Linked DNA regions of Homo sapiens: regions 2 and 3 are each linked to region 1. Evidence: read pairs that join two places in POLR2A ChIA-PET (ENCODE). Cell type or tissue: Panc1. All regions are shown on one strand. Each heading gives the region's core, and the rest is flanking DNA. Links, peaks and the distances in the headings are about the cores only. Region 1 overlaps ADAMTS14 (ADAM metallopeptidase with thrombospondin type 1 motif 14). Region 2 has its middle 28 kb from the start of UNC5B. Region 3 overlaps TBATA (thymus, brain and testes associated).

Region 1 (9,844 bases), core at 1,619-6,618:
ACACCCACCATGCTGGAACACTTGACCGCCCACCCAGACTCTGCAAATCACAGGCCCAGCCTGAGGCCGTAGCTGGGGACCGATCCCATTAGTAGGAGGCCACGCTGAGAGCCAGGTTTGGCCCCTGGAGCCAGCAGGTGGGGGACAAGAGGAAGGGCAGGAAAGGGGAAAGGGGTAGGGGAGACCTCAGGATGCCCAAGAGTGGTAGGAACCTGGGTCCCACGGCCCAAAACTGGGGCTGAAGACCCCAGGACTGTAAGCCAAGCCCTATTGCAGCCCCAGAATCCTTCACTTTGTTAAAAGATAATTTTCAGGAAAAGGTAAACTCATGACTCTCATAGAGAAATAAAAATGAACATATGTTAAAGATTTGACTCCACATTAATGAGGGAACCAGGCAGATGTTATAACTCGTTCAAAAGAGAACCCAAGGACAGAAACATTATAGATTAGGAATTTTATAATGAATGTGCAAAAGGAGACAAAATTGATGTTGTGTAGGGTGGGAGGGAAGGCTGTTTAGCCTCTGCCAGAGAAGATGGAACCTGCCTGCGTGCAGACAGGAATTTTGCGTTGCTCTTAGTGACCCATGGTGCTCTCTGCTGTAAGGGCACTTTCTCTGCATCCGATTCCGATAAGGGGGAAAGACACGCGGTGGCAGTGCCTGTCTTCCATTGAAGCACAAGTTTTTATTCTCTGGTTTGAGGCCTGACCAGGTGTGAGGAGTCTGATGACTTGTCCTCCTTAAAAATCTCTGCCCTCATTCCCGGAACTAGCGGAGTGGCAGCATCTCCCAGGCTACAGCCCTGGATTGGACTGGGTTACAGCCCTACACAGCAGTGTGGTGGGATTCTGTCTCTTCTGCAACTCTGTTCTGCCACCTGCTCCTCACTTCCAGGATTCTGGCTGGGGTTAGGAGAGTGAGAGTGCCCAGGGCAGTGGCGGGGGTGAGTTTTCTGAGGGGGACCACAAAGTTGTCTTGGGTGATCTGCTCCATTCTTTCTCTCATCTTTCAGAGAAACTCTTTCAGAGGTACCCTGGGGGACCTCCATGAATTCTGTTGCTTGGCTTCTTAACTCTTGGTTGGACTGAGGTGTCGGCAGGTTCTGGAGGGTGGATCAGGCTTGCTGGAGCCCTGCTCCCCAGCTGGCTTCACTGCCAGCCTTGGCTAACATCCATTCATTTGTTCAGAGCTGGGTGCTGTGCTACCTCTGTGGGCCCTCTGTGGGATGAGGTATTGGGTGGGGTGGGGTGGGGGTCAGGGTTCTTGTGGTTGCAGGTGACAGATCCAGCTCACACTAGCTGAAGCCAAAGAGGGGTGTATTGGCAGGGAGCTGCTGACATGCCCACAGAGCCAGTGGGGCAGGAGCCCCAGGGGCCACAGGATGAGGGCTTCAGGCCCATTAGGGCACCGTCCCCTACTCTGCTGGCCTGTGCTTGTCAGTGGAACCCAGCAGCAGATGGGCTTTCTCCCATGATGGGAAACAGGAACAACCCAGGTCCTCACACTTAGGACCCAAATGCCAAAGGTCTCTTTCTTGCCCTCCTAGGGAAGACTGGCTAGGGTGGGACATGAGGCTATCCCTGTATTAATTGCTGTGACTAGAAGGTTGGTTTGGGTCTGCTGGGTCACAGCTTGCCGCTGTGTATGGGGGTGAGTTGGAGCAGGACCTGTGCCCAGAAGGCAAGCAGCAAAGCATGCGGACAGGAAGAATGGCTTCCACAGTGGGGGACACAAAAGGAAGAGAAAACACAGTCCCTGCCCTCTGAGCTTATACTGCTGTGTGTCTGCAGACCACTGCACAAGATATAATTGCAAGCTGGGTGCCGTGACTCACACCTATAATCCTAGCACTTTGGGAGTCCAAGACAGGAGGATTGCTTGAGGCCAGGAGTTCAAGACAAGCCTGGGCATAGCAAGTCCCCATTTCTACAAAAAAATTTAAAAAATTAGCCAAGCAAGGTGGTGCACACCTGTAGTCCCAGCTACTCAGGAGGTTGAGGTGGGAGGATCGCTGGAGCCCAGGAGTTCAAGGCTGCAGTGAGCTATGATTGTGCCGCTGCACTCCACCCTGGCCAACAGAATAAGACCCTGTCTCTAGAATTAAAAAAAAAGAATATCATTGTAGAAATTATTAGTATTGTTTTTGAGCAACCACTGGGAGCCAGACTCTTTGTAGACTCGACCTCATTTATTTAAGTCTCCCCATAACCCTGTGAGAGGTCTGAGTAGCCTCAATGTCCTTACATAGAAACTGGCGTGCAGAGACAGGCTGTAACTTGCTAGTCTGCCCTCTGGTAGGCCGTGGGGCTGGGATCTGAGCACCACTGTGTCCACTCCAGAGCTCACCCTCTTCCCCAGGCCTGGTGCCAGCTGGTGCTGTCCGTGGCTGGTGACCCAGCTGTTATGGTAGAAAAACTTTTCTCCACCCTCTTATGTTCAGTACTGGAGGGCTTGTGAGTTAAACTGAAAGAGATGGACTGGCAGGAGAAAAGAGTTGATTTGCCAGTTCCTTGTATATAGGGGTGCTCCATGATGAGTACCTCAAAGGGGTGGTGAAAACTGGGGGTTTGGCCAGGTACAGTGGCTCACGCATGTAATCCAGTACTTTGGGAGGCTGAGGCAGGTGTATCACCTAAGGTCAGGAGTTTGAGACCAGCCTGACCAATATGGCGAAACCCCGTCTTTACTAAAAATACAAAAATTAGCTGGGTGTGGTGGTGCGCCTGTAGTTCCAGCTGCTCGGGAGGCTGAGGCAGGAGAATTGCTTGAACCTGGGAGGCGGAGGTTGCAGTGAGCCGAGATCGGGCCATTGCACTCCAGCCTGGGCCACAGAGGGAGACTGCAGTCTCAAAAAAAAAAAAAAAAAAAAAAAAAAGAAACAAAACCTGGGGGCTTATATTCTTAGCTTAATAGGGAGAGAAAGGGGAAGGGAGAAAGGTTTCTTTAGGAAAGACAAGTGGGTTTTTAGGAGAACTAACGGGAGATGAAGTTTGTGATAATGCTTACTTAAGCAGGGTCAAGTGGTATTTCTGTCTTTATGACCGTGAAATTCCCTTAAGGGGATTTCTGACAACCTCTTTTCCCAGATGCTGCTGCTTTTAAGGAAAGCTGAGAAGGCTTCTTTCTGCATCTGTTGGCTTTCAGATGTCTTCAGCTTACACTGATCTGTATCCTAATGCTGGGGTTCCAAATGGGCCCTCACACAGGCTGGGAACAGGACCCCAGGAGAGGGAGTGCTTGTATGCATGTATGTCCTGGAGGGGCCATGACCTGTGCCAGCTCCTACAGTCTCTGCTTGGTGAGGGGCTCCACATGCATGGTTTCTGGGCACTGTGTGCCCTCAGCGAGGCCCCTTCCAGACCCACTGAGTGGCCTGGTCTGAGCCCCTGATAAGGGCTCTAAGAGGGTCAGCTCAAATGATGGGGGTGAGGGTGGAGGGGATACTCTTTGGGGCTATGGGAAAAACAATGAAACCCACTGCTGAGGTGGAGAGCTGAAGGCAGCGAAGTTTGGAAGGTAGTGGGGAGAGTAGATGGGAGCTTGTTCCCCAAGCAGAATTTGGGAGCTTCCCTTGGAAACCAGAAGAGGTCTTTTGATGGGCTATAAGTGAGATGTTTCTTTCTATTGGGCAAAGTGTACTTTTGAAACTTGGCATTCCAGGGCTGGCCTGGCCTGAAACGTGATGCATTCAGAAGGGGGTAGGAAGCCCTCCAATCTGGAGTTATAAGAGACCACGTGGATGGTGGCAGGAGTGGGTGGGAAGTTCTCTCTGAGCCCTTGATGTTCATGATGTGGAGGCCAGCTGCCCACTTATCCTTCTCTGGTGTTCCCCTGACGTCCCTAGGACTTTACTGTTGGAGGAAGGCAGGCTCAGTAACCCATTCTAACCTTCTTGGCCAAATTAACACATTCTGACTTTTGACCCTTGACCTCTGACTCATGCATGACTCAAAGCTGTGGCCGGGGAACATTGTCAGTTTCCACTGAAGACTGGGCCCCGAGGGCCTGCCTTGGTGACTGCTGTTTGGATAGTCTTGGTCCTACCTTCCTTCTCCCCACAATCTGCCAGAAAGTGGGTGAGGAGAGAGGAGAGTAATGATCTTCCCAGAGGTTCTGGAAGGCCGCTAGAGGCTAGGTCTTCTGCTCACTGCTGGGTTGCCCTGTGAATGTGGGAACAGAAAGGGCCTGCGATGGGTGAGGGGCACAGCTGAGGCAGAGCTTCCCCTGAGGGAAGCCCAGTTCCTCTTGGGGAGAGAGGCTCACAGCATTGAGATGGACTGCGGCTTAAAGGAGCCATGACCTTGCAGACCTGCTGCTGCCATCGCGGGTACATGGGCGGTGTGGGGTTCTGGCTTCCCCCGAACAGGTGCAGAGGACGGACAGTCAAACTTCCCAGCAAGGGAAGGAGAGCAGATGGGGACCGACAGTCTGCCTCCCTGGGGACCAGCAGCTCATCCTGTCCATTGTGTGGAAGCTTTTATTTGGCTGGGATGCTTGACGCTCGAATTGCCTTAGGGGATTTCCATGGGGCCAGTAATAACAGCTTGCCTTTGCATTCCCCTTGGAACACCTGTCTGCTGTGACCATTTCTGATCCTGATTTCCGGGGCCAGGTCTGGGCTGGCGGGACCAGAGGGAGGAGATCTGGTTCCTGGGATGGATGGTCCCATTGTGCTCTCAACCCAGGGAGGAGGGGGCAGAAGCCATTAGTGAAGCACCCAAAGTTATCTGACAAGGCCCTGGGCACTGCTGTCAGGGGCAGCTGGAGGGACAGTCTGGGTGGCCCTGCCTCCTATATGTCTTTTGCATTGACCTGGGGAGGTGCTATGGATATTCCTGCAGCTTCAGATGATGCGACCGGGCTCCCCGCTCAGCCTTGTCGCACACGCTGCTGGGCGCTGTCTTTTTCTGTGCCTGTTTGCACATCTATACTGGGTCATCTTCCTTAAGACTTCTTCAAATCTCAGGACTAGAGAACCATTTGAGCACTTTGAAGCATAAAGGGGTAGTTGTTTTCAGCATTTAGTGAGTACGTGTTGTGTGCCTTGTATCACAGACAGACTCCCATCGTGGAAGTTTTGGTCTGGCTGCAAAAACAAGCCTTAGTCCTATGGAATAATCAGGGAACCACTGAGAATGGTACCAGTACCAAGGAGCTTAGAGGGGGTGCTGTCCCTGTGGGGTTGTGGAGAGAGGAGGGCTGTCTACAGGGGCTCATTGCTGAGCCTGCCCTGGGGGAGAGGGCAATTTGGAGAGGGGAGGGCATGTGGGCCAGGGCGGCAGACAGCACAGCAAGGTTGTGGGGGTAGGGTTGAGGAAGGAGACCCAAGTGTGTGGCAACAGGTGACAGAAGCCTGCAGAGACCTCCCTGGCATCTAGGTGTGGCGGGATGGCTGGCAAGGCAGCAGTATGGACTGTGGCGTAAAGAAGAGGCATGAGAACAGCTCCCCGTGGTGGCATCCAAGGTGGATCTGCAGGTTCCCAGGGTCCTCTCCTGGCCCAGGGGTGATGGACCAGTTCTCTGGGGCGAGGACCTCTTTGGACATGGGGATATTGGGGAACCTCCTAGGGCCTGGAACTGGAGCACAGGGAGGGTGAGAAGAGAGACAGAGAGGCCCTTTCATCATTTCCTTCCAGCCAGGTTGCAGCCAGAAGCTTCCAGTCTGTTTCCTCTAGAAACCCTCTTGGCAGCCAGCCTGTCTGGATGATAGGTGCCTGGTCCACCTCCACTCCCCACCCTGCCCCACCTGGCTGACAATACATAGATGTTGGGGTGGTTGCCGGGACAACACTGGCTAGCACCTCTGCCAATTGTAGGGTCCTACCAGCTCTGACCTGCCTCAGAGCCCCTTTCTGAGCCTGGGGCCTGCTCAGATGGCCTGTATAGAAGAGCTTGGTGCCTGTTTTAGACCTGGGAGGTTTTGGCGCAGTTGGCTGTCAGATCAGGGCCTTGGTGGCCTCAGCCTGGAAGGGTGGCATTTTGTTTGTTTGCCCTTGACATGCATTACACATCCATCATAAAGCCTGGTTTGGAACACCACAAAAACTGCTTTCCTGCTGACGGAGAGTGTGGCTTTGCCAGACATTCTCCTTTTGGGTAGATGAAACTCTAAGGAGCTCATCCTCCTTGACACGAAGCAGACAATCCTCTTCTTTCCTCTCTTTTTGGTCTTTTTCTCTTCTTTTATGTCTCTTCCCCAAAACTGCTTTTGTGAAAAGTAAAAAAACTCATTCACTGTAAAGCAGTAGTTCTTTTTAAAGTTTATTTTATTTATTATATTTATTTTATTTAAAAGTTATTTTATTTTTTTGAGACGGAGTTTCACTGTTGCCCAGGCTGGAGTGCAGTGGTGCGATCTCGGCTCACTGCAACCTCCGTCTCGCAGGTTCAAGTGATTCTCCTGCCTCAGACTCCTGAGTAGCTGGGGTTACAGGCGTGCCACCACACCCAGGTAATTTTTGTATTTTTAGTAGTGATGGGGATTCGCTGTGTTGGCCAGGCTTGTCTCGAACACCTGACCTCAAGTGACCTGCCCGCCTCAGCCTCCCAAAGTGCTGGGATTACAGGTGTGAGCCAGGGTGCCCAGCCTTTTTTTTTTTTTAAAGACAGTGTCTTGCTTTGTCACCCAGGCAGGAGCGCAGTGGTGCAATCATGGCTCACTGCAGCCTCAACCTTCTGGGCTCAAGGGATCCTCCTGACTCAGTCTCCTAAGCACCACAGGTGAGTACCACCATGCTTGCCTAATTTTCTTCTTCTTCTTCTTTTTTTTTTAATTTTTAGTAGAGACAGGGTCTTACTATATTACCCAAGCTGGTCTTGAACTCCTGGCCTCAAGCAATCCTCCTGCCTTGGCCCCCCAGAGTGCTGGGATTACAGGTATGAGCCATGGCACCCACCCAAGCAGTAGTTCTTAACCAGGGACATTTGGTAATGTCTGGAGATATTTTTGGTTATCACAGCTAGAGGGGATGGGGTGCTACCGGCATCTAGTTGGTAGAGGCCAGGGATTCCACTAAACATCTTAGAATGCACAGAACAGCTCCCCCAACTGAGATCATCCACATCAAATTGTCCACTGAGACCCCCTGACCTATGGTATTAGTTCCAATTGCCACACACAGGAATTTTCAAAGCAAACCCACTGGGCAGAGAATGATGTGCTGGGAATCTTGGTGTGAGAGATATGTGGTAGTGAGCACCCTCCTGCAAAGAGAGTTTTATGGTTCACACAACACTTTTGCTTTCGTGGACAGCATCTCACTCCACAAATACACACACACACACACACACACACACACACACACACACACACACACTTTTTAGAGGTAGGGTCTTGCTTTGTCACCCAGGCTGGAGTGCAGTGGTGCGATCATGGCTCACTGTAGCCTCGACCTCCTGGGCTCAAGTGATCCTCCTGCCTCAGCCTCCCAAGTAGCTGGGACTATAGGCATGGCTGACTGTGCCCAGCTAATTTTTATTTTTTTTTTTAAAAAATAGACAAGGTCTCACTACGTTGCTCAGACTGGTCTTGAATTCCTGAGCTCAAACAATCCTCCTGCCTCAGCCTCCCAAAGTGCTGGTATTATAGGCATGAGCCATTGTGCCTGGCTGAAATAAGTTTTAAACTAACAGATGCCATTGATCAAGCACATGCTATGGGCCAGGCCTGGTTTCAAAGCCTTGACATCTGTTTTTCCCCTCCACTCTCCTGCCTCTGCAAGCTATGTTTCCTCCACACCCACAGATGAGCAGGGTCGAGCTCCAAGAGGTAAGACCATGCAGTGGTGAGACGTGGCAGAGCTCGACCTTCACAGGCCTCCACACTGCCTCTGTTTACACACAAGCTGCCAGCCTGGGACATCGAGGCTGCTGCGTTTCACAAATAGGTTGTGGGGGATAAATGCTGAGCATTGTGGGCTTGTGAGAGGGACTCTTTTGGGCTGGGTGGGTCCATCCCTGTGCACCCTGGTGCCACTCTGCACATGCAGCCTGGGCATGAGGTGGGCTGAGCAGCTGGATCCCTGGAGCACCACCCAGACCAGCCTGTAGGCTCCAGGAGCTCCAGAGACAGTCACCCTTTAAGAGGTGTGCTGATTAAAAGGCAGCTAAAAGTGCTCACTTGGAACCCACACCAGCCCTTTAAAATATAGGGCATGATCATGAGCTTGGCAGAGAGGGAAGATGGAGCAGCTGAGCCTGCAGCAGCTGAGAAAGAAGTCGGGAGACTCAGCACTTTCCTTCCACTCCCCTGAGAGCAGCCTCATCCTCCAAGACCTTAAACACCTCACTAGTGACCTCGGAGGCAGGGCCTACCAATGTGGTATGTGGCATAAAATCATGGGGTATCTGACCATCATGGAGCCTTAGATTTGATGAAATATGGCACACATGTGAACTTGTCTGTGTGTGCACACCTGAGCATGGCATCTTGGTGAGGTCTTAGTGTCCCAACCCAGGGTAAACCAGACCCAGCTCTGGCTACTGCGAGGGTCAGCCCCAGAGGGCTGGGGAAGGCAGAGAGCTCAGACCACAGGTAGTAGTATATTGCTGTTAAACATCCACATACATGCACATGTGTACACACATACAACACAGGTACCCACACACATGCACATGCGTGCACACATATAATACGGGTACCCACACACAAGCATATACCTGTGCATGTTTAGTCATCGGCATGTGTAACACAGGTGTGTTTGTGTAGATACACGCACCCATGTGTACCATACCAAATTAGATGTGTGCACACAGACCAGTTCACATATGTACCATATTTCATCAAATCTAAGACCACACTGATGGTCAGATACCCCATTATTTTATGTCCTTAAGAACGAAAAAGTGTTACCAATGAAACTCTGTTCATCACTTAGCATTTTTACTGTAGACTTATTAGAAGAGAGCTTTTTCTCTTTTTTCTTTTTTTTTTTTTTTTTTTTTTTGAGATGGACTCTTGCTCTGTCACCCAGGCTGGAGTGCAGTGGTGTGATCTCAGCTCACCACAACCTCCACCTCCCGGGTTCAAGTGATTCTCCTGCCTCAGCCTCCTGAGGAGCTGGTATTACAGGTGCATGTCACCATGCCTGGCTAATTTTTCTATTTTTAGTAGAGACGGGGTTTCACCATGTTGGTAAGGCTGGTCTCCAACTCCTGACCTTGTGATCCTCCTGCCTCAGCCTCCCAAAGTGCTGGGATTACAGGCGTGAGCCACCACACCCAGCTAGAAGACAGCTTTTAACCTCAGTTAGACTTAGGTCTTTATCATATGTTACTCTTTTTTTTTTTCTCTTTTCTTTTTGTTTTGAGATGGAGTCTTGCTCTATTGCCCAGGATGGAGTGCAGTGGTGCGATCTCAGCTCACTGCAAGCTCTGCCTCCCAGGTTCACGCCATTCTCCTGCCTCAGCCTCCCGAGTAGCTAGGACTACAGGTACCCGCCACCACGCCTGGCTAATTTTTTCTGTATTGTTAGTAGAGACGGGGTTTCACCGTGTTAGCCAGGATGGTCTCAGTCTCCTGACCTCGTGATCCACCCGCCTTGGCCTTCCAAAGTGCTGGGATTACAGGCGTGAGCCACTGCGCCTGGCCTATCATATGTTACTCTTGTACACACACAGATAAGGCAACATGAACAGGTGAAGAGTTCCCCTAACTTCTTCACATTCAGAGCAGTGCCCTTGCATGTCACATTTCAGCACAGTCAGCATAGTCCTCAGTGTGTGACCTTTCCATGCAGCATTGCCCTGCCTGCCATCGAGAGCAGGGATGGTGCCACCTGAGGGCTCCACTGGCATCCTTGGATTTTCATACAAGCTACGGACAGCATCCTGTGGATTTGA
Region 2 (9,844 bases), core at 1,668-6,667, 470 kb after region 1:
CATCCCCCTGTGACTTCCTGCATTCAGGGAGGCCTGAAGGACTGGGCTCTAGCCTCTCCCCATAGGCACCATGGGACAGTAGACAACATCCCCAAGTAGGACAAGTTCAAGCGAAAGTGAGAGGTTAGGAGCGCACCAAGCTCGTGTTGTCCACACAGGCACTTGGAGCTTTTGCCTGCTAGCTTCTTCCTGAGCCACCAGCCCAAGCCAGACTCTGATCCCAAGGGGTCAGGTGCTGCAGTGGCTGCCAAAGGATTTCACAGCACCTGGCCACTGGCTTCCCAGCCAGCCAAGCTGCTGCTTAAAGACTCTGGTCTCCTTTCCAGAACCCAGCCCTGCTGTGGGGGCAGCAGCCAGGTGCAGCCCTCCCAGGTGCTGGAGGCAGGGCATAGGGGCCTCATTGCTATGAGCAAGGCCAAGACCTTGCCTCTTTTCCTAGCCAACCTCCAAACCATCCAAAATCCACCCAGCTCAGGAACCCAGACAGGCCTAGGACCCAGAGCCCAGGATTGAACAAAGACAGCCGTGCTCGGCTCTGGAGTTCCCTTTTTGTCACATACTCCACAGCCAAACATCAGGTTTCTTTCTAGCCCAGACCAGAGGCTATCCAAGCACCAGCACCCCGTTTCCTCCCATTTCACCCTTCATCAAGTAATGGGGGTGCAAAGCTGCACTCTAGAAACGTCTCATCCCCAATCCTTTCTCCCCAGGGCCTACCTGGCTAAGCACGACACCCACCCCGTCTTCCCCAAGCAGGGGTGCTTCAATTTCCTCCTCTAGGGAAGGCTGCCAGGACCCACAAACCCTCAGGACCTGTGGGAGACCAGCAAGTAGCCACCTCCCCCAAGCCCTAGCCCCTAGATAACCCCACGCTGAGGGCAGGCTGGTCCTCAGAGCTTCCACGCAGTCCTTATCCCAGGCCCAAGTCAAGAGCATCGCAGTCACCAGGCCAGTGGACCTCACCCCATCCAGAGTGAGGGTGTCACCTGGAGAAGCAGCCCAAGGCCCAGCTCCTCCTGCCAGAGCACCAGGCCTGGTGGACAGAGCCTTCAGTCAGAACTTCATCCCCATTGGCCAGCAGTACGCGTGATGGTGGAACCTCACAGTTCTCCTGGAGACAGGGGTCACCTCCAGATGCAGCAGGTATGGCCATCCTCCCAAGTGAGTTCGTTCCTGCTAGTGGGCCTCAGCCTAAGAACCTAACTGGTTTCACCCAGACACAGACCACATCAGCCCTTCATCGGAGACCCGCTTTGGCCTAGAATTTAGACAGCTGAGGATGTATCTTGGGCAAGCAGCCCCTACATCCATCTGTCCAGCCAGGGTGCTTGCTGCATGAAGGTTTTTATAGGGCCCAGATCCTCCACCTCCTTCTAGATCAGGTGTTTCAAACCTTTGGCATGCATCAGAATACCCTGGAGGGCTTGTTAAACCAAGACTGCTGGGCCTCATCCCCAGAGTTTCTGAATCAGTAAGTATGGGCTAGACCTGGAGAATTTTCATTTCAAACATGCTCCCAGGTGGTTCCACTATTGCTAGTTTGCAGCCCACACATTGAGAACCACTGTTCTGGAGCCTCTGGAGGTGGAAAGGGCCAGTGCCGCCCCTTTAATGAAGGCATGGGCGGAGCTGGGCTCATGGGAATAGCTTTAGTACTTTAGGGTTGATTCCTTGGGATTGGCTAAGGAGAGTGGCCCGCATTGATTTTGAAGGGCTTTGGGGTCCCCTAGGACCTCAGCAAAACTCAGGGAGTCCTACTGTCTCTTGGGAATGGGAAGGCAGTGCTGGTTGTCTGATTCCTGGATTAGGGTCCAGGCAGGTGGGAGAAGGAAGGCAGAAGAGGTTGCGGGAGTGTGGAGCACATCCTGGAAATCCAGGAGCTGGGGTCTAGGCCCAGCTCTGCCACCAACACCTTTGGGGACACTGTCAGTTACTTGCCGTCCTTGAATCTTGTCTTGCCTCAGACAGAGTGCTGAGACTGGACCATATTTTTGATGAGTTCGGGCAACATTTATTATTGAGTGCTATTTGAGTGTCAAGCACTGTGCTTGGTGCTAAAAGGTAGAGGTAAAAGATGGAGCCCTTTGCTCTGGAAGAGTTTGCAGCCTGGTGGGGGCGTGACAGGGAAGCAGTGATCAGGATCCATGCAGGGTGGGGAGTGCACTGGTGAGAGCCCTGGGGAGGCTCTCCTGTGGTCCCCTGGGGTTCTTTCCAGCCCCAGACCTGGTGTGGGGCAAGGGGTCTCCCCAGCTCTGGAAAACACCCACACCAGCTTTCACAGGGACAGAGGGATATATATTTTTTTGACTTTTAAAAAACATGTTCATGGGTACATAGCAGGTATATATATGTATGTGGCCTATGAGATATTTCGATATGGGGTAATATTTAAATGAGATGCAAAATCAAGCTTTTAAAACTCTCTACTACCCCGGGGAGGCTCAATCTAAGGTAGACTGTGAGCCTGTGGGAGGTGGGTCTGTTTTCATCATTTATCTGTTTATCGGCTACCAAGTGTCACAGGTCAAGATGCTGATGCCCAGGCTCCAGCCCAAGGCAATAGAAGCAGAATCAAGGGGTTCTCTGTGCAGAACCCTTGGTTGGCTGGAGAACCATTGATCTAGATTGGGAGGAAAAAGTCTTCCAAAAGCCCGGAAGAGGCAGTGCAACTCCGGCAGGGGTCCAAGGAAGGTAAAGCACCCCACGCGACTGCTGGAGACGGGCGAGGAGTGAGAGGCAGGTGGGAAGGTGGCTTCAGCCAGTTTCCCCAAGGACCTTCCTTACAAAACTGAGGTGCTAGGCTGTTTTTCATGGTTAACAGGGAGCCATTGAAGGCCCCCAAGGAAGGATATGATATGTTCAAAGCTGAGTACCAGCCATGGCAGCCTCTGCTTCCTCCTGCCTCTTCCCTTACTCCTAGATTCTACTTCCACCATGTGACAAAAAGAAAAGCGCTTGGGCCTTGCAGCCCGTTCTGTTAGAAAATGCAGGTTTGGGGTGTATATTGGTGGACCAGCAAGAAAGGAAGGGGGCCCCAGAGTCCTGCCCCTTCAAAACCATTGACAATTTCTGTGTGGCCTTGGGCAAGTAGGTCAGCGTCTCTCAGCCCCGGCGGCCAAATTCCTGCCTGCCCAGGAATACACAATGTACAGAAGCACACTTTGAAAAGGTGAGAGCTGGACTCAGAAGCAAGGTCAACGTAAAAGGAAGAAGCTAAAGCACAAAATGTGATTTCAAAAAGTTTACTTGAGCCAAAGTGAGGACAGCTGCCTGGAAGACTCAGACCCAAGGAAGCTTGGTTATGAGCTCCAGTTCACCTTACAGGCAGGTTTTTAAAGGCAAAAAAATAAGAGAACAGGGAGCGGACTGATACAAAGTTATCAGGAATTCTCGTTAGTTTACAGAAATAACTTGATTAGCGACTGGCTATACATTAAGCTACAGAGTGTGGGACGTAGCGTCCAGTGAGGCATTTTTAGGTTAATTCATAGTTACCTGGGGCAACAGCAAGCAGTTTCAACAGATGAACAGGGGAAGTAGGGCATGGTTGCTGTCTCATTTTAGTGCCTCTCTGGGCCTAATAATTTGGTTTTTTTGAGACTGAGTCTCGCTCTGTGGCCCAGGCTGGAGTGCAGTGGCGCGATCTCAGCTCACTGCAACCTCTGCCTCCTGGGTTCAGGCAATTCTACTGTCTCAGCCTTCTGAGAAGCTGGGACTACAGGCGCACACCACCACGCCCAGCTAATTTTTGTATTTTTAGTAGAGACGGGGTTTCACCATATTGGTCAGGCTGGTCTCGAACACCTGACATCAAGTGATCCACCTGCTGCGTGAGCCGCTGCGCCCAGTGCTGTGCCTAATAATTTGAAAAGGCTCACATTCCTCAGGTAACTGTTGTTTTCTTTCCTTAGTATCCTTTGATAAGCCCAGCTGGACAGGCAGGGCTAAGGGACCAAGGAATCAAGTGACTGGAAGAACATTTGAAGAAGATCACTTCCTGTTAAGTCCCAAACCTGGGCAAAGCGTAAGGACAGGTAGGGTCAGCACATCTGTTTTTCATGATCCCAAGCTCAAATGTGAGAAGGAGGTAGCAGGGGTGATGTGAAATAGAAAACAGATGAAACATTGGAAAGAGCCAGATAATGATTTCAGGAGCGGCCCAGCCACAGGTGTGGAGAGGGGAGGCCAGACCCTCAGGGGCCCCTCCCAGATGAGGCCTATCTGGAAAGATGCAATTGCACACGTTTTAAGGGGAATCACCTGAGAACCGGAGTAGGGGGGTGTGGAGTAGAGGGTTATGAGGAGGAGTTTCTTCTTCTGAATTCAAGTCCCAATTTTGCTGTGTGACCTGGACACATACTGATACCTCTCTGGGCCTCATCAGTGCTAATTTACCAGTTCCCCCTAATTAGGTAAGAACTGGACCCTTGCTAGGGTCATGAAGACATTGCTCTGATCAAATTGGTGGTGCAAAGTGGTGAGATGAGCCTAAGATGGGTGATGAGAAATGAAGGAGTAATTTAAATAACAAGTGTCCTTCAAAGTGATTCCTGGCTCCCAGCCCCATCTCAGCCTCAGTCCCTGAGCCTCTGAACTGCCCCACTCCGCCCAGGTTCTCAGCCCAGGGCAGCCCATGCTGCTGGTCCCGTCCTACCCACCCACCTCTAGTTCCTGGCTTGGGACAAGTCCACCTTTTAAGCCCTAGCTTTAGGGACTGGCTTTACCTAGGTGAAATTATTGTCCCCAAGGATGGGCCCACTGGTAACTATGGAGCCAAGGAGTACAGGTAAGGCTGTCAGGCCCCAGACCCACACTCCAGCCTCCCATGCTCCACTTCCCTATGTCCACACCCTCAATTCTGCTGGGGGTCTAGAACCACAGCCTCAACTTGGCTGCTTTTCTTTTTTAAATTTAGTCACAACAACGATCTACAGTAGCATCAGATAGTGCAGGTCATGGTAATGTAGCAACTGCAATGCCCCTGTCCCCTAACCAAGATAGCAGGGAAACAGCGTGGTGATTAAGAAGTGTGTCTCCTATTTTCGTCACACACATGCTCAAGTGCTCAAGAGGAGCCAGGTGCTTCCACGATGGCCTCTGCCTGCACTCGCCCCATAGCCCAGCAAAAGAGGTGCACCTGAGGCTCTGGGCCACTGATCTGGAGTTGTAGAAGGGCAGAGCCAGGATCCCCATGCCGGGCTGTGCTTTTCCCCAGCAGTCCACAGCTTTGCCACCGGCAGGACTGAGCTCCTCTCTGGCCTCAAAGTCCCCCTAGATAATGCGTGTACTTTGTTCTGCTCAGCCTTCATCAGGGTGGTCAGGAGGAGCTCAGGAAGGGTGACCTGAGAACCTCACCAAGTTCCCTGTGGCTTATCCCAGCTCTGCAGACAGCAGCGGGAAAGTTTCACTCCACAGCTCCCTCTCCCCTGCAGCTATGGGAGCAAGTACCACTCCAGATTTGATGAAAGCCACATGCCAGGAAACCTTTAAAACCCACTTTGGTGCCAGGCACAGTGGCTCACACCTGCAGTCCGAGCACTTTGGGAGGCCAAGGACGATGGATCACCTGAGGTCAGGAGTTTGAGACCAGCCTGGCCAACATGGTGAAACCCCATCTCTACTAAAAATACAAAAATTAGCCGGGTGTGGCGGCACATGCCTGTAATCCCAGCTACTTGGGAAGCTGAGGCAGGAGAATCACTTGAACCCGGGAGGCTGAAATTGCAGTGAGCTGGGATTGTGCCACTGCATTCCAGCCTGGACGACAGAGCCAGACTCTGTCTCAAAATAATAATACCCCCTTTGGAGCAGGGGAGTGTAGTGTGGGATTGAGATGTGGAGTTTCATACACTTAAATTTGAGTTATGGCTTCCACATTCGTTGTCTATGTGACCTTGGGCAAGTTGCTTAACCTCTCTGAGCCTTAGTGAGCTGGTTTAGTTTAGTTTAGTTTTTTTTTTTTTTCACTTTTTTGTTTTCTCTCTTATGCAAGGATAATGCTACCTCACAGGGATGTTGTGAGGCTTCAACATGATAGTGAAATAACAAGCTCAACAGGTGGCAGTCCGACCACTGACATTAGTGTTGGCAGCATCAATTTGCCATAGACAAAGTCTAGCCATGGAAAGCTTGGCTTAGACCCTACCCAGATGGCCTCACTACCAAAGACCAAAGAGGCTCTGAACCCAGGTGGTCCACTGATGAGACGCTATTAAAGAGTGACCCCGTGGGCTGTGTCCTACAGACTCTAGTGAAGCCTGTGCTTGTGGCCCTGCCCTTTAGGGGCACCCCTAAGCCTTTCCTTCCACCATCCCAAACTGCCCAGCCTGTGACACCTGCTGAAAGCCAAGCCCCTAGACGTCAGCCTCTGTCTGGAACTAGGAATAATAACAATACATTCCCACACTAGCCCTAAAGCTGGGAAGAGCTCATGAGCCGTCTAGTCCAGCACTCCTATTTTACAGAGGAGGAAACAAGACACAGAAGGAAGCCACACAACTCCCACAGCTGAGGCTTCCTGACTCCCAGCCCAAAGCTCCTTCCATCACTCTCTGCTGCTAGGATTGTTCTTTTCCTGGAAAAGGAGAAAACAACCAGTTTGAAGGCTTAGCCTGGGGCCTGGGGCCTGGGGCCTGAATGGCCCACTGGTAGATTTGCTTTGCCAGTAAATCAATATTTTAAATTTTCAACCCATGTTTAAAAATCAAGAGAGTTTTTCATAAACATCCACACTCTCAGTTCTCCTTGACAGGTAAGTAAATGTGGCAACACTAGACCCATGAACCCACGTGGTATTGTTGTCTGCTGTTATCCAATAGTACCTATTTTATATAGGAGCTACATCTCCACTTCTCCACAGTCCCCACCGCTCCCTACAGCCTCACAGTTACCTGCCTGTCTCCTACAGCAAGTCCACTGAGAGCAGAGTCTGCGTTTCTGTGTCCCCACTCTGCTTCTATCCAGCCCCCAAAATGTCTGGCCCAGGTGCTGCCCAGATGGTGAAAATCACCATGCCTAGCCATCAGTCCTGACAGTGGGGGCTTGCAAAGTGCTGCCACAGCTTTCCAAGCCAGCATGAAGTCGGGGGAGGGAGGTTAGCTGTCCCGTTACAGATGAGGAAACTGTTAGCAAGTGAGGTGGTGGGATTAGAACTAAGTAAACTGGCAGCTACCCACTGGGTGGGCTTTGGGGCACCCCCTGCCTTCTAGTTTGACTATTAGAACAAAGAGGCAGGAAAAAAATGGGCCCTTCTTGGGGGACCATGCGACCTGGCCTCTCCCCACGGCTTGGAGGAGGCAGTTCTGTGAGATGGGACACAGCTGGCCACCCCACCTGACACTCTCCCCCTGGGCCAGCCTCGCTCTTCTCCTGAGCCACTGGGGGTCCTTCTGGGGAAGGAACGGTGAGCAGGCTTGGAGCCAGGACCCAGCCCTGCATACATTAGGAGTAACATGATTGTGCAGAGAGCTTGATTATTGTCTGTGCATTATTGATAGTGTACCCTGCAGGCAATAAATTATCGACAGGACAGAGAGAGTGGCAAGGCTCTGGCCTGGGCGGAGGTGGGCTGGGGCCAGATCCTGCACTGTGCCTGTGAGGGTAGCTATGGTGGGCTTGGGCAGGTGGGCCTGAGGTGCGGGGAGGAGTCTGCATGTGCTCACCCCTGGGAAGGAGGGTATATGAGAGTGTTTCTCTCTTGCTGCTCGCTCTTTCCTCGACTTGCCCTTTCCTGGGTGCCAACATCTCTTCCCCACTCTTCTCCTCTCCCTCTCTGGCTCATCTTCCTTCTTTCTCCTTCTCCGCTTCCTTCCTGACCTGGAAGACTTCTGGTGGGTGGGCTGACATCCAAAGAAGCCTCAAGGACAACCCCGAGTGCCCGGACATCCAGGCACTGGGGGTACCTTTCTCCAAGAGAGGAGAAAGCTCAAGGGCAAACATTTTGGGCGGATAATGGGTGGCGCCAAGAATCCTGTTATAGCTAGGCTGTTTGAGAACACTGGCCAGGTGCAGTGGCTCACGCCTGTAATCCCAACACTTAGGGAGGCCGAGGCGGACGGATCACTTGAGGTCAGGATTTTGAGACCAGCCTGGCTAACCTGGTGAAACCCCGTCTCTAGTAAAAATTAGCCGGGGATGGTGGCAGGTGTTTGTAATCTCAGCTACTCTGGAGGTTGAGGCAGTGAAATCCTTGAACCTGGGAGGTGGAGTTTGCAGTGAACCGAGATTGCACCACTGTACTCCAGCCTGGGTGACAGAGTGACTCTGTATCAAACAAAACAAAAAAAGTTTGAGAAAACTGCCAGCCATCAGGTGGAGGTAGAGAGGGAGTTCATTATCATAATCATGGCTAACACACTTGAGCCAAGAACTTCAGACATTTCACTTACAGCACAGCAATGCCAGGAGAGAGATGCTATTACTATTTTCAGAAGTACAGGAGGTTAAGGCACTCGTCCAAGGTCACACAGCTAGTTAGTGGCAAAACTGGGATTCGAGCCAGTATTCAGGCCCTGAGCCTGTGTTCTTAACCATCACATTGGATATATGAGTGGCTGGCCCTGAATGGGGAGATTACGAGGGGATTTTATTTGCTTTTTGTGCTTATCTCTATTTTCCAAATTTTCTGCAATGAATATGCATTGCTTTTGTAATCAGAAAAAACACACATAACAAATTATATTTTTAATAGCATTTCTCCTCCTCCCAAGTCCCTAGATGCTTCTAACCTATCCCCTCTCCAATTCCTTGGCAACCCCAGGGCCATCCTCCCAGCAGAGGGGAGGAGGAGAAAGAAGGCCGCTGACCCGATATTTACTCCCTTCCTATGGAGTGGGGGGAGTGGGAGGGATGTCATCATGGTGCGGTCTGCTCTCTTCACCTAGACCAAGTCCAGAGTGGTAGCTGTGGGCATTGACTGTGGGACTCCCCACTGGCCTCTCTGCCAGGCCTGGCAGCTTCTCCTTTGGTTCCTCAGGGACTGGGGGTCAGTCCAAGCCACCCCACAAGCTCAGCTCTATCTGCCTACAGCAGCTGGGCTGGTAGTTGGGCCAGGGCCAGGCTGGTACCACAGAAGGGACTGTCATAAGCCATTCCTAGCACTCCCTCTGCCTCCTGGAAGGCCTCCCTCTCTTGGTACCAGGTTTCCCTGGATTAGTTCATCTTCCCAGACTGGGACCACACAAGGATGCTGCTTTATTTCATCCTCATGCTCCAGGTAAGAGATTTCCTATGCCTGCCCACTCCTGGTTCTCTCCTGGAAAGATTAGGGTGAGGAGGGTAGGAGGGTGCCAGCACCGATGACAGGGGATAGAGTCTCAAGGGGAAAGCTGGGGTCTACCACCACTCTGCACACTGCCTGCCACCTCCCCAGCAGTGGGCAGAAGGCATTTCCTCCTCCACATTCTCATTATTCAGGCCTCCAGCCCCCGGGGATTTACAACAAAGCTGGTGGCAGGGGCACCAAGTGTGGCCAAGAGATGGCATTTCTCCTAAAGCCCCCTGGCCTAGATGGCCTTGAGGCATTGTTTATGTTCATACCCACACTCCACGCCTAAAAACAACTCAAACACCCATTGGTGGATGACTGGCTGAGCAAATTATGGTGCCTCCAATTCTATAAACTACCACGTAGGCATTGAAAAGAGGACGTAGATTTTTGCATATTGACTTAGAATAGCATCAATGTTATAGTAAGTAGAAAAGCAAGTTGTACACCAACATAAAGCAAATACTTCAACCTGAGAAAGCTGGTTGCAAAAAAAAAAAAATCTGTATACCTATTTATTTATTTATTGAAAAACAGTCTCGCTCTGTCACCCAGGCTCAAGTGCAATGGTGGGATCTT
Region 3 (9,844 bases), core at 1,616-6,615, 52 kb after region 1:
TTCTCCTTTAAAAAATTATGCAAGAAATATATGCTCATTATTGAAAAATTTTACAACCTGAGGAAAAAAAATCTATAATTCTACTTAGCAATAACCACTGTTAATAATTTAGTTATCCATTCCAGATGTGTGCATGTGCAAGATTGTTTGTGTCTGTACACACACACATGCACGCTGGGTGAGTATTATTAATACTATACACATACACGTCATCTGGGATCTTCTCCCCCTCCTACTCCACCTACAGCAATACAATAAGAACACGTTTCCATCCTGAGCTACGTTGAACTACGTATTTTTTTTTTTTTGACAGAGTTTCGTTCTTGTTGCCCAGGCTGGAGTGCAATGGTGCGATCTCGGCTCACTGCAACCTCTGCCTCCCAGGTTCAAGTGATTCTCCTGCCTCAGCCTCCCGAGTAGCTGGGATTACAGGCATGCACCGCCACTCCTGGCTAATTTTGGATTTTTAGTAAAGATGGGGTTTCTCCATGTTGGTTAGGCTGGTCTTGAACTCCCAACCTCAGGTGATCTGCCTGCCTCAGCCTCCCAAAGTGCTGGGATTATAGGCATGAGCCACCGTGCCCAGCCACGTCTTCATTTTTAATGACTGCACAGTACCCCACGGTATGGCTAGATGACCATTTATTTAACCAAATCCCCCAGTACCATAAACTTCCTGTACAGCCTGTGGAACCATGAGCCAACTAAACCTCTTTTATTTATGAATTACCCAGTCTCAGGTAGTTCTTTGTAGCAATGTGAGAATGGACTAATACAGAAAATTGGTACCAGAGAAATGAGGCATTGCTATAAAGATAACTGAAAATGTGGAAGCGACTTTGGAAGTAGGTAACAGGAAGAGGCTGGAACAGATTGAAGGGATCAGAAGAAGACTGGAAGAGGTGAGAATGTTTGGAACTTCCTAGAGATTTGTTGAATGTTGTGAACAAAATGCTGATAGTGATATGGACAGTGAATTCCAGGCTGAGGAGGTCTCAGTTGGAGATGAGAAATTTATTGAGAACTGTAGTAAAAGTCACTCTTGCTATGCTTTAGCAAAGAGACAGGGAGTATTGTGCCCCTGCTCTAGAAATCTGTGGAACTTTGAATTTGAGAGAGATGATTTAGGGTATCTGGTGGAGGAAATTTCTAAGCAGCAGTGTTCCAGAGGTGTCCTAGCTACTTCTAACAGCATGTACTCATATGCGTTCACCAATACATGGTCTGAAATTGGAACTTACATTTAAAAGGAAAGCAGAGCATAGCAGTTTAAAACATTTGTAGCCTGACCATGTGGCAGAAAGACCCATTTTCTTGGGAAAAATTCAAGCCAGCTGTAGAAATTTGCATAAGTAGAGGAGCCAAATGTTAATAGCCAAGACAATGGTGAAGATGTGTCGAGGGAGTTTCAGAGGTCTTCATGGCAGCCCCTCCCATCACAGGCCTGGAGGCCTAGGAGGGAAAATGGTTTCATGGGCTAGGCCAAGGGCCCCACTGTCTTGCTCAGCCTCAGGACATGGCACCCTGAGTCCCAGTCGCTCCAGCTCCAGCCATGACTAAGGTCCCCAAATACGTCTCAGGCTGCTGCTCCAGTGGGTGCAAGCCATAAGAAGCCTTGGTGGCTTTCATGTGGTATTGGCCCTGCAGGTGCACGGAGGGCAAGAGTTGAGGCTTGGGAGTCTCTGCCTAGATTTAAGAGGATGTATGGAAATGCCTGGATGTCCAGGCAGAAGTCTGCTGCAGGGGCAGAGCCCTCATGGATAACCTCTACTAGGGCAGTGCAGAAGGGAAATGTGGGGTTGGAGTCCCCACACAGAGTCCTTACTGGGGCACTGCCTAGTGGAGCTGTGAGAAGAGTGCGCCGTCCTCCAGACCCCAGAATGGTAGATCCACTAACAGCTTGCACCACGCTCCTGGAAAAGCTGCAGGCACTCAATGCCGGCCTGTGAAAGCAGCCAAGTGTGCTGTAACTGGCAGAGCCACAGTGGTGGACCTGCCCAATGCCTTAGAAGCCCACTTCTTGTCTCAGTGTAGCCTAAATGTGAGACATGGAGTCAAAGGAGATTATTTTGGAGCTCTAAGATTTAATGACTGCCCTTCTGGGCTTCAGACTTGCATGGGGGCCTGTAGCCTCTTTGTTTTGACCAATTTCTCCCATTTGGAATGGAAGCATTTACCCACTGCCTGTACTTCCATTGTATCTTGGAAGTAACTAACTTGCTTTTGATTTTACAGGCTCATAGGTGGAAGGGACTTGCTTAGTCTCAGGTGAGACTTTGGACTTTTGAGTTAATGCTGGAATAAGTTAAGGCTTTGAGGGACTGTTGGGAAGACATGACTGTGTTTTGAAATGTGAAAAGGACATGAGATTTGGGAGGGGCCAGGGGTGGAATGATATGGTTTGGATTTGTGTCCCCACCCAAATCTCATGTTGAATTGTATTCCTCAATGTTGGAGGAGGGACCTGGTGGGAAGTGATTGGATCATGAAGGCAGATTTCCCCCTTGCTATTCTCATGATAGTGAGTTCTCATGATCCAGTTGTTTGAAACTGTGTAGCATCTCCCCTTTCACTCTCTTTCCTGCCATGCTGTGAAGACATGCTTGCTTCCCCTTCACCCTTCTGCCATGATTGTAAGTTTCCTAAGCCATGCCTTCTGTATAGCCTCTGGAACCATGAGTCAATGAAACCTCTTTTCTTTATAAATTACCCAGTCTCGGGTAGTTCTTTATAGCAGTGTGAGAATGGATTAATACATACATTTATTTAAGCAAAAAGAGAAAGGTAAATTTAAATAAACATTAAGGAAGCGTATAGGTGGTAGATACTTCTAACAAGGCTGGGTGTAGTGGCTCACACCTGTAATCCTAGCGCTTTGGGAGGTGGAGGTGGGCAGATCACTTGAGCCCAGAAGTTCAAGACCAGCCTGGGCAACACAGGGAGACCCTGTCTCTACACAAAAATGCAAAAATTAGCCAGGCATGGTGGCATGTGCCTGTAGTCCCAGCTACTGAGGAGGCTGAGGTGGGAGAATTGCTTGAGTCCAGGAGTTTGAGACTGCAGTGAGCTGCACTCCAACCTGGGCCACAGAGTGGAACATGTCTCAAAAAAGAAAGAAAGAGAGAAAGAAAGAAAGAGAGAAAGAAAGAAAGAAAGAAAGAAAGAAAGAAAGAAAGAAAGAAAGAAAGAAAGAGAGAGAAAGAAAAAACCAGGTATACCAAAATTCATGATGGGGTGTGGGAATGGCTCAAGTTTAGAAACCAAGGGCTCTTGTCAGTCACTCAGAGCCAGGACCTGTAGTTTGGTGAATCTGGATTTCAATTCTGAAACCTCTGCTTACCAGCTATATGACCTTAGATTATTGTGGATCCTTTTCATCACATGTGACACAAAAATCAACTGCTTTTGTGCATTCATTCTCATAGCAGCATTATTCACAATAGACAAAAAGTGGAAACAACCCAAGTGTCCATTGATGGATGAATGGATAAACGTTAGGTGGTATATTCATACAAGAGACTGTCATTTGGCTAAAAAAGGAAGGAAATTGGCTGGGCATGGTGGCTCACGCCTGTAACCCCAGCACTTTGGGAGGCTGAGGTGGGCAGATCACCTGAGGTTAGGAGTTCAAGATCAGCCTGACTAACATGGTGAAACCCTGTCTCTACTAAAAATACAAAATTAGCCCGGCATGGTGGCGCATGCCTGTAATACCAGCTACTCGGGAGGCTCAGGCAGGAGAATTGCTTGAACCTGGGAGACAGAGGTGGCAGTGAGCCAAGATCACGCATTGCACTCCAGCCTGGGCAACAACAGTGAAACTCTGTCAAAAAAAAAAAAAAAAAAAAAAAAAAAGGAGGGAAATTCTAACATATACTGCAGGATGGCTGAATAGTGAGGACATTATGCTAAGTGAAATCAGCCAGTCACAGAAGGACAAATACTGTATGATTCTACTTAAGTGAGGTACCTAGAGCAGTCAATACCATAGAGACAGAGCATAAAATGGTGTTGCCAGGAACTGGGAGAGGAGAGAATGGGGAGTTATTGTTTAATGGGCATAGAGTGTTAGCTTTGCAAGATGAAAAGAATTCTGTGGACAGATGGGAGTGATGGTGGCACAGCGATGTGAATCTACTTAATGCCACTGAACTGTGTATTTTAAAATGGTTAAGGTGGTAAATTTTATGTAGAAAAATATACATAAAAATCAACTATTGGATGGGCAAGGAATTTTATTGCCTCACACATGGAGAAGGGTGGGGAAGAATCAGGAGCCTCAGGTGTGACTGTATCCAGGGCTTTGTCCCCATGGAACAATGATGGAATTCTCTGATACTCCAACCTTCCTTCCCCCGAAAAAACATTTCCAAGGACAGAATGTGATTGGCCCAGCTTGGGTTACATGCTTATCCTACCCCTAACCAGTCCTGTTGATACAGGAGGTAGAAATTATTTAGGCAGATAGTGAGGGTAAAAGAGTCCCCAGCAGAGCTTCCCTTTTAACAAAAAACAGCCCAATAATTATTTTTTTCTAACAAAGAGTAGCCTGAAAAATCGAGCTGCAAGCACAGATAAACAAGCTGGAAGCTTGTAACGGGGAATGATGGCAGCTGTGCCAATAGAAAAGGGCTACCTGGGAGCCAGGCATGTCCAACATGGAGGCTCCATCTTCCCTTTTTTTTGTTATCATGTGTACAGTAAAGGAATGGGCAACCTGGCGCAGGCCAGGCAGAGGCCTGCATAATAAAAGATTAGGGTGAGGGTGGCCAGAAATTCTCACCCTGTGCAAATGGCACACCTAGTCCTAACCAGTTTTTCGTGCCCTATGCAAAGGCACACCTGCTCCAACCAATCTTTCCCACTCTATGTAAGTCAGACACCGCCTCCTCAACCTCATCTATAAAACCACCTGCATTTCACCATGGAACCAGCAACCCATTTCTCTGGGACGACTGTCTGCAGCAGAGAGCTCTTCTCTTTCTTTCACCTATTAAAACTTCCACTCTTAACCTCACTCTTTGTGTGTCTGTGTCCTTGATTTCCTTGGCTGTGAGACAATAAACCTTAGGTATCACCCTAGACAATGAGGCTGCTTCACTATGTGAAGGGATGGGGGGCTTTGGTTGGACAGTGCTAGGTTTCACATTCCTGGATAGCCAAGAACAAGGGCTACCTCCATGGCTAAGGAGACTGAGTCCCAGGAAGGACCTAGAGCCTTCAGAGAAAAGATGAAAGGGAAAATCTGTCTCCATGCTTCAGGGAGAGAAGCAGGGGAAAGGGAGAAGAGAACTTCCAGGGCCTGGAGACAGAGAAAATTTAGGAGTGACCAGGAAGTGGCCATGGCATCCTGACCCCCATGAGAAATCACTCGGATACCCAAGAGGACAGGGAGCACCTTGGGGAGCAGGGCCTAGAGACTCTCCTGAACATGGCCGCATCATTCTTACATGCGCTGCTGCTGGGGAGACAACCCCAGTGGAAGAGGGGCGAGGGCCTTTAAAAACAAGGTGGCTTAATGTTGAACGTGAAGCTGTTTACTTAACAGCAAATCCCTATCCATCACTAATCTTGATTGAAGCCTGCTGTACAGAAAAGTTTTGTGTGAATGGAGTGTTTGGGAAAATCCAGAGGGACTGAATCTATCTGAATGAATGTAAGGTAGGGTAGTGTTGCAAGCATAGAATGGAGCCGCAATCCATGGAACTAAGTCCACTTACTTCATTAACTAAGCCAGTAAAATAGCAGCTCAGAGCCACAGGGGACAATGACCTTGTAAATCCTCAATGCCTCCTCCCATCCCAATTTTCCAGGGAATTTGCAGAAATGTCATGGAAGACATTGGACTTCCCAGAGAGTCTTCTCTAGATCTTATGATTTCAGAAATGTAACCACAGCTTTTGGCTAGGGTGGGTAAGGCAGTATAATACAGTTTTGTTTTGTTTTGTTTTGTTTTGAATTCTGAGACGGAGTCTCGCTCTGTTGCCCAAGCTAGAGTGCACTGGCATGATCTTGGCTCACTGCAACCTCTACCCCTCAGGTTGAAGTGATTCTCCTGCCTCAGCCTCCTGAGTAGCTGGGATTGCAAGCATCCACTACCATGCCTGGCTAATTTTTGTATTTTTAGTAGAGATGGTGTTTCGCCATGTTGGTCAGGCTTGTGTTGAACTCCTGATCTCAGGTGATCCGCCCACCTCAGCCTCCCAAAGTCCTGGGATTACAGGCGTGAGCCACCGCGCCCGGCCAGAATGCAGGTTTTAGGAGCAGGGATTCTGGAGCCAGACACCCAGGCTCTGCCACTTGTTAACTGTAGGACTTTGGACAAGTTGTTTCACCTGCATGTGTGTAGATATGTACTGCATATAAAGCACATAGAACAATTCACACTGTGCTCATCACCAGCTTTTACCTAAGTCGCTGCCTCTGTGCCCAGCACACACAAAAATAGAAACTCAATAATTGGCAACAGTGATCCTTCTAAGGAGGCCTACACGTTCCCCGACCTCTGCTCTACCCTACCCAGAGTCCTGTGTGTCTCAGCTCCAGGAGGGGCAGAGTCCTTTCTCAGGATGCCCCAACTGCCATCTGCCCTTCAGTTCTCTAGAACATAAAAGGACCAGGGAAGCCCCACGTGGAGGTAGCACTTGGGCTTTCCCATGGGAGTGGGGAGTAGGGATGGTTCCGTGCAGCCCATCTCTCTCTTGGCATCAGTGACCCCAACCAAGCACAGGCCTCCCACTGCTAGGAAAGCAGAACTGTCCTCTCTCAGGGAAGACGGTTTTATTTAGTAAGAGTTTTCACGGTAGGGAATCAGGTACTGCTGTGAAGGTGGTGGAGACAGAAACACCCCTGAACCCTTGGGGCTGCTCTTGAGCAAGGCAGGTGCAAGTGTTAGGGCCCCTCAGCTCTCTGCCCTCGGCTTCGATGTCTTCTTCTCTGTGTTCTGGCTTGAATGCATCTGGAGGACTTGAGCTTCTCCAATGTACTCTAGTGGGAGGAGAGACAGCAGGCAGGAGAGGACCGGGAAGGTGGGGCCCCCACCTGGGAGCTGCAGGTGGATGTGTGAGTGCTGAGGGGAAGGTCTGAGTCAAGCCCAGCTCCTGCTCTCAGCTCTGCTGGTGACCGAGGAGGGAATCCAACCTGAGAGGAATGGAGCGAATGGAATCCAACCTCTCTTCTTTCAACATCCAAGTAACAAATATCAATGAGATGCCTACTCTGTGCCTCTCTGCCAGGCACTCTGGACCTTTGATGGTCTAATCAGGGAGAATAATATACATTGAGGATGTGTTTCCTTTTCTCTCCCCTCCAGCCTGCTGCCACCCCTGCCCCCCACTCTAGTCTAAGGCACCAGGATGACTGCAGCAGCCTCTCCTTGGTCTCCCTCACCCATTCTTGTCCCCCATAGTCCGTGCTGCACACAGTAGCCAGAGGGGGCATGCACACCCTGCTCATAACCCTCTTCTACACCCATGCACACACCTGGCCTTTACCGCAGGCCAGCTCCTCCCACCTGTCTCATGCCTCCCTTACCACTGTCCCCCACCCAGAAGGCCCCAGCCACCATGGTCTGCTTGTTTTTCCACCAGCACACCAAGAGGTGGGAGCTTTGCTGGTTGGCTCTTCCTAGACTTGGGTAGAGCTGTATCTTTCCTGCCGTTCAGCTCTAGGAGCCCTCTCCCCACCTGCCAGTCCTTCTCACTACTGACCACAGAGCCTTGTTATTCTCCTTACAGTATCTGTCTCCACTCCTCCCCAGGTGTTTTAATTTGTTGTCTGTATTCCTCCTTGCTGGGATGTAAGTTCCGTGACAGCAGGAACTTGTCTGAATTCTTCCTCACTGATCCCCAGAGTTCAGCACATTGTGGGTGCTCGATAAATATTTGTTAAAGAATGAATATGAATAAGTGAATGAATAGATGAAATGAGCAGCATCCTTGGGCAGGGACTCATCTCCAAGTTGACTGGAATCCCCTGAGAAATCCAGCCAGAGTGGGCCTTGGTGAGTCCCCCAAATGACCCACTACTTGGAATCTTACCTGGTTTTTCGCTTTTTGTAAAAGGTGATATCTTCGTTTTCTTCGGGGATTGACTGTGACCAAATACAAAGAAGGGGCTGGGAAGGTCATGCTGGAAACCTGACCCCACGGGTGGCAGGGGAGACAGGGAGGTGGGGAAGGTGGTGCAGGTGCAGTCAGCTGTCTGCTCCAGGGAGAGGCAAGAGTCACCCCTCCTGGAGGGCCAGAAAACATCTGTCCATGACTAGCACCCAGGTGGCCTTCCTGTATCACCCCAGGCCAGACCCAGACAACTGTGGCCCTGCCGTCTGCAGTTAGTTCCACTGGGAAGCAAGGCCCTCCTGTCTCTGGAGAAACAGGGCATGGACTCTGCATCAGCCCTCCCCCTAGCCCTGACTCACTCGCTCCACTGGTTTCCTTGTGGACTTCCCTTTGAGTGGGCAAGACAAGAACCCTGCGTCTTGAATGAATTCAAAGTATGAAAGATGCTCTTCCGTCTTGCATTGGGCTTTACATCTCCCCATGCCTTTTTATGTGCCCGATGTTATTTTCCCTCCCTACGACTCTGGGAGGGGGCTTTTGAGAGATAGTTGAAGCTGATGATCGCAGCTGGGAGGTGGTTTGCCCAAGGTCACAGTGAAGCCTGTCTTCCTCGCTAGGCCGTTCCTCCTCTGCTCTCTCAGAGTGGAAGGGAACACCAAGTCCAAGGCCTTGCAAGAACCCATGACTTCAAGAAACCTCAGTCCACCCCTACCCCTGCTTCTTCTCACCAAGCCCACCCATGCTCCAGACACCTCAAACTTGTCATTCCCCAGTTGTATACCTTCCTGACTTCCATGCCTTCACCCAGGCTGGTCCCACTTCCCGGGATGACCTTTTCCCAAGCTTTCATTTGCTCAGTCAAATCCTACCACTCCTATCAGTGTTTCCCAAACTCTGTTGGAAACACTCAGGTGACTGTTAAAAATACAGGCCCCCCCGGCTTCACCCCGGCCTGCTATGTTAGAATCTTTAGGGGTCTGCATTTTTAACAAGCTCCCGGGGAGAATCTGAGTGCTGCTGGCTTTGGGAGTCAGTCGGGTCCAAGACTGAATCCCAGCCCTTCTGCCGACCAGTCAGGTTACTTTGGGTAGGCCATTCTATTGTTCCTGAGCCTCAGTTTTCCCATCTGTAAAATGGAGCTAATACTGCCTCAGTGGGTTGTTGGATGGACTAGAAAAACGTGGAACACCCAGCGGTGTCAGGCAAACTTATCGCTGCTCAGTGGCCTTGCTGACTCTCAGGCTCCACTCACCTGCCTTGTGAGGCCTCCCCCAGTTCGTAATTAATCTTTCTCTTCCAGCCATCAGGGCACTTAGTACTGGTATAAAACCACTGCCTTGTGTTAGCATTTTCTCTCTACTCATGTCTTCCCATAGACCAAAGAGCTTCTGAAGAGTTAGGTGTGGCTAATCCAGCCTTATCTGGTTAAAATTGACTCCGGTGGCCCCCTTGGGGTGTCCCCAGCCCTGGCAGTTTGGGGGCTGGTCTGGCTGTGTTGGCCTTGAAGTGGCTTGGGTAGCACTAGAAGGTCCCTGGGGGAGGGGCTGGGCCTCTGCCTCCAGGACAGACTTAGTCAGCCCAGACCCTGGTCAGCGCCAGGCTCCCTTCTCCAGGTCCCACTGGCCTCACCTGGGAGGACAGAAGGCTGCAGAAGGGCAGGGCGGGGTGCGGGGCCCACCTGCAGGGTGGCTCTTGCTTCTCTTGAGGAGGTTCATGCACTTCTGGAAGCTGGCTTAGGAGCTTTTCTGTAGGGATGGAGACTAGGGGCTGGGGAAGGAGCTGAG

What was found. Peaks named below come from ENCODE experiments on the same cell type or tissue, not always from the same donor. Only the 100,000 strongest peaks of a DNase experiment are listed, where the experiment ranks them.
Region 2: POLR2A ChIA-PET joins it to region 1 with 9 read pairs; 2 of 35 experiments call an interaction of 5 or more read pairs at or near these places.
Region 3: POLR2A ChIA-PET joins it to region 1 with 7 read pairs; 2 of 35 experiments call an interaction of 5 or more read pairs at or near these places.

What each region holds. Positions count from the first base shown.
Region 1 is chr10:70,712,094-70,721,937 of GRCh38, forward strand. The region is part of intron 4 of ADAMTS14 (ADAM metallopeptidase with thrombospondin type 1 motif 14); the gene reads left to right. Among named protein-coding and RNA genes, the nearest start is that of ADAMTS14, 45 kb to the left of the region's middle. In Panc1, for the core only: no CTCF peak of the experiment used is centred there; a DNase peak (open chromatin) is centred at 3,938.
Region 2 is chr10:71,179,351-71,189,194 of GRCh38, forward strand. No RefSeq gene overlaps it. Among named protein-coding and RNA genes, the nearest start is that of UNC5B, 28 kb to the right of the region's middle. In Panc1, for the core only: no CTCF peak of the experiment used is centred there; no DNase peak of the experiment used is centred there; H3K27me3 peaks cover 746 bases.
Region 3 is chr10:70,764,475-70,774,318 of GRCh38, forward strand. It overlaps TBATA (thymus, brain and testes associated), which reads right to left. Exons shown (of 11, transcript NM_001318241.2): 9 at 9,739-9,844; 10 at 8,040-8,092; 11 at 6,764-6,987. The coding sequence ends at 6,902. Among named protein-coding and RNA genes, the nearest start is that of TBATA, 16 kb to the right of the region's middle. In Panc1, for the core only: no CTCF peak of the experiment used is centred there; no DNase peak of the experiment used is centred there; H3K27me3 peaks cover 224 bases.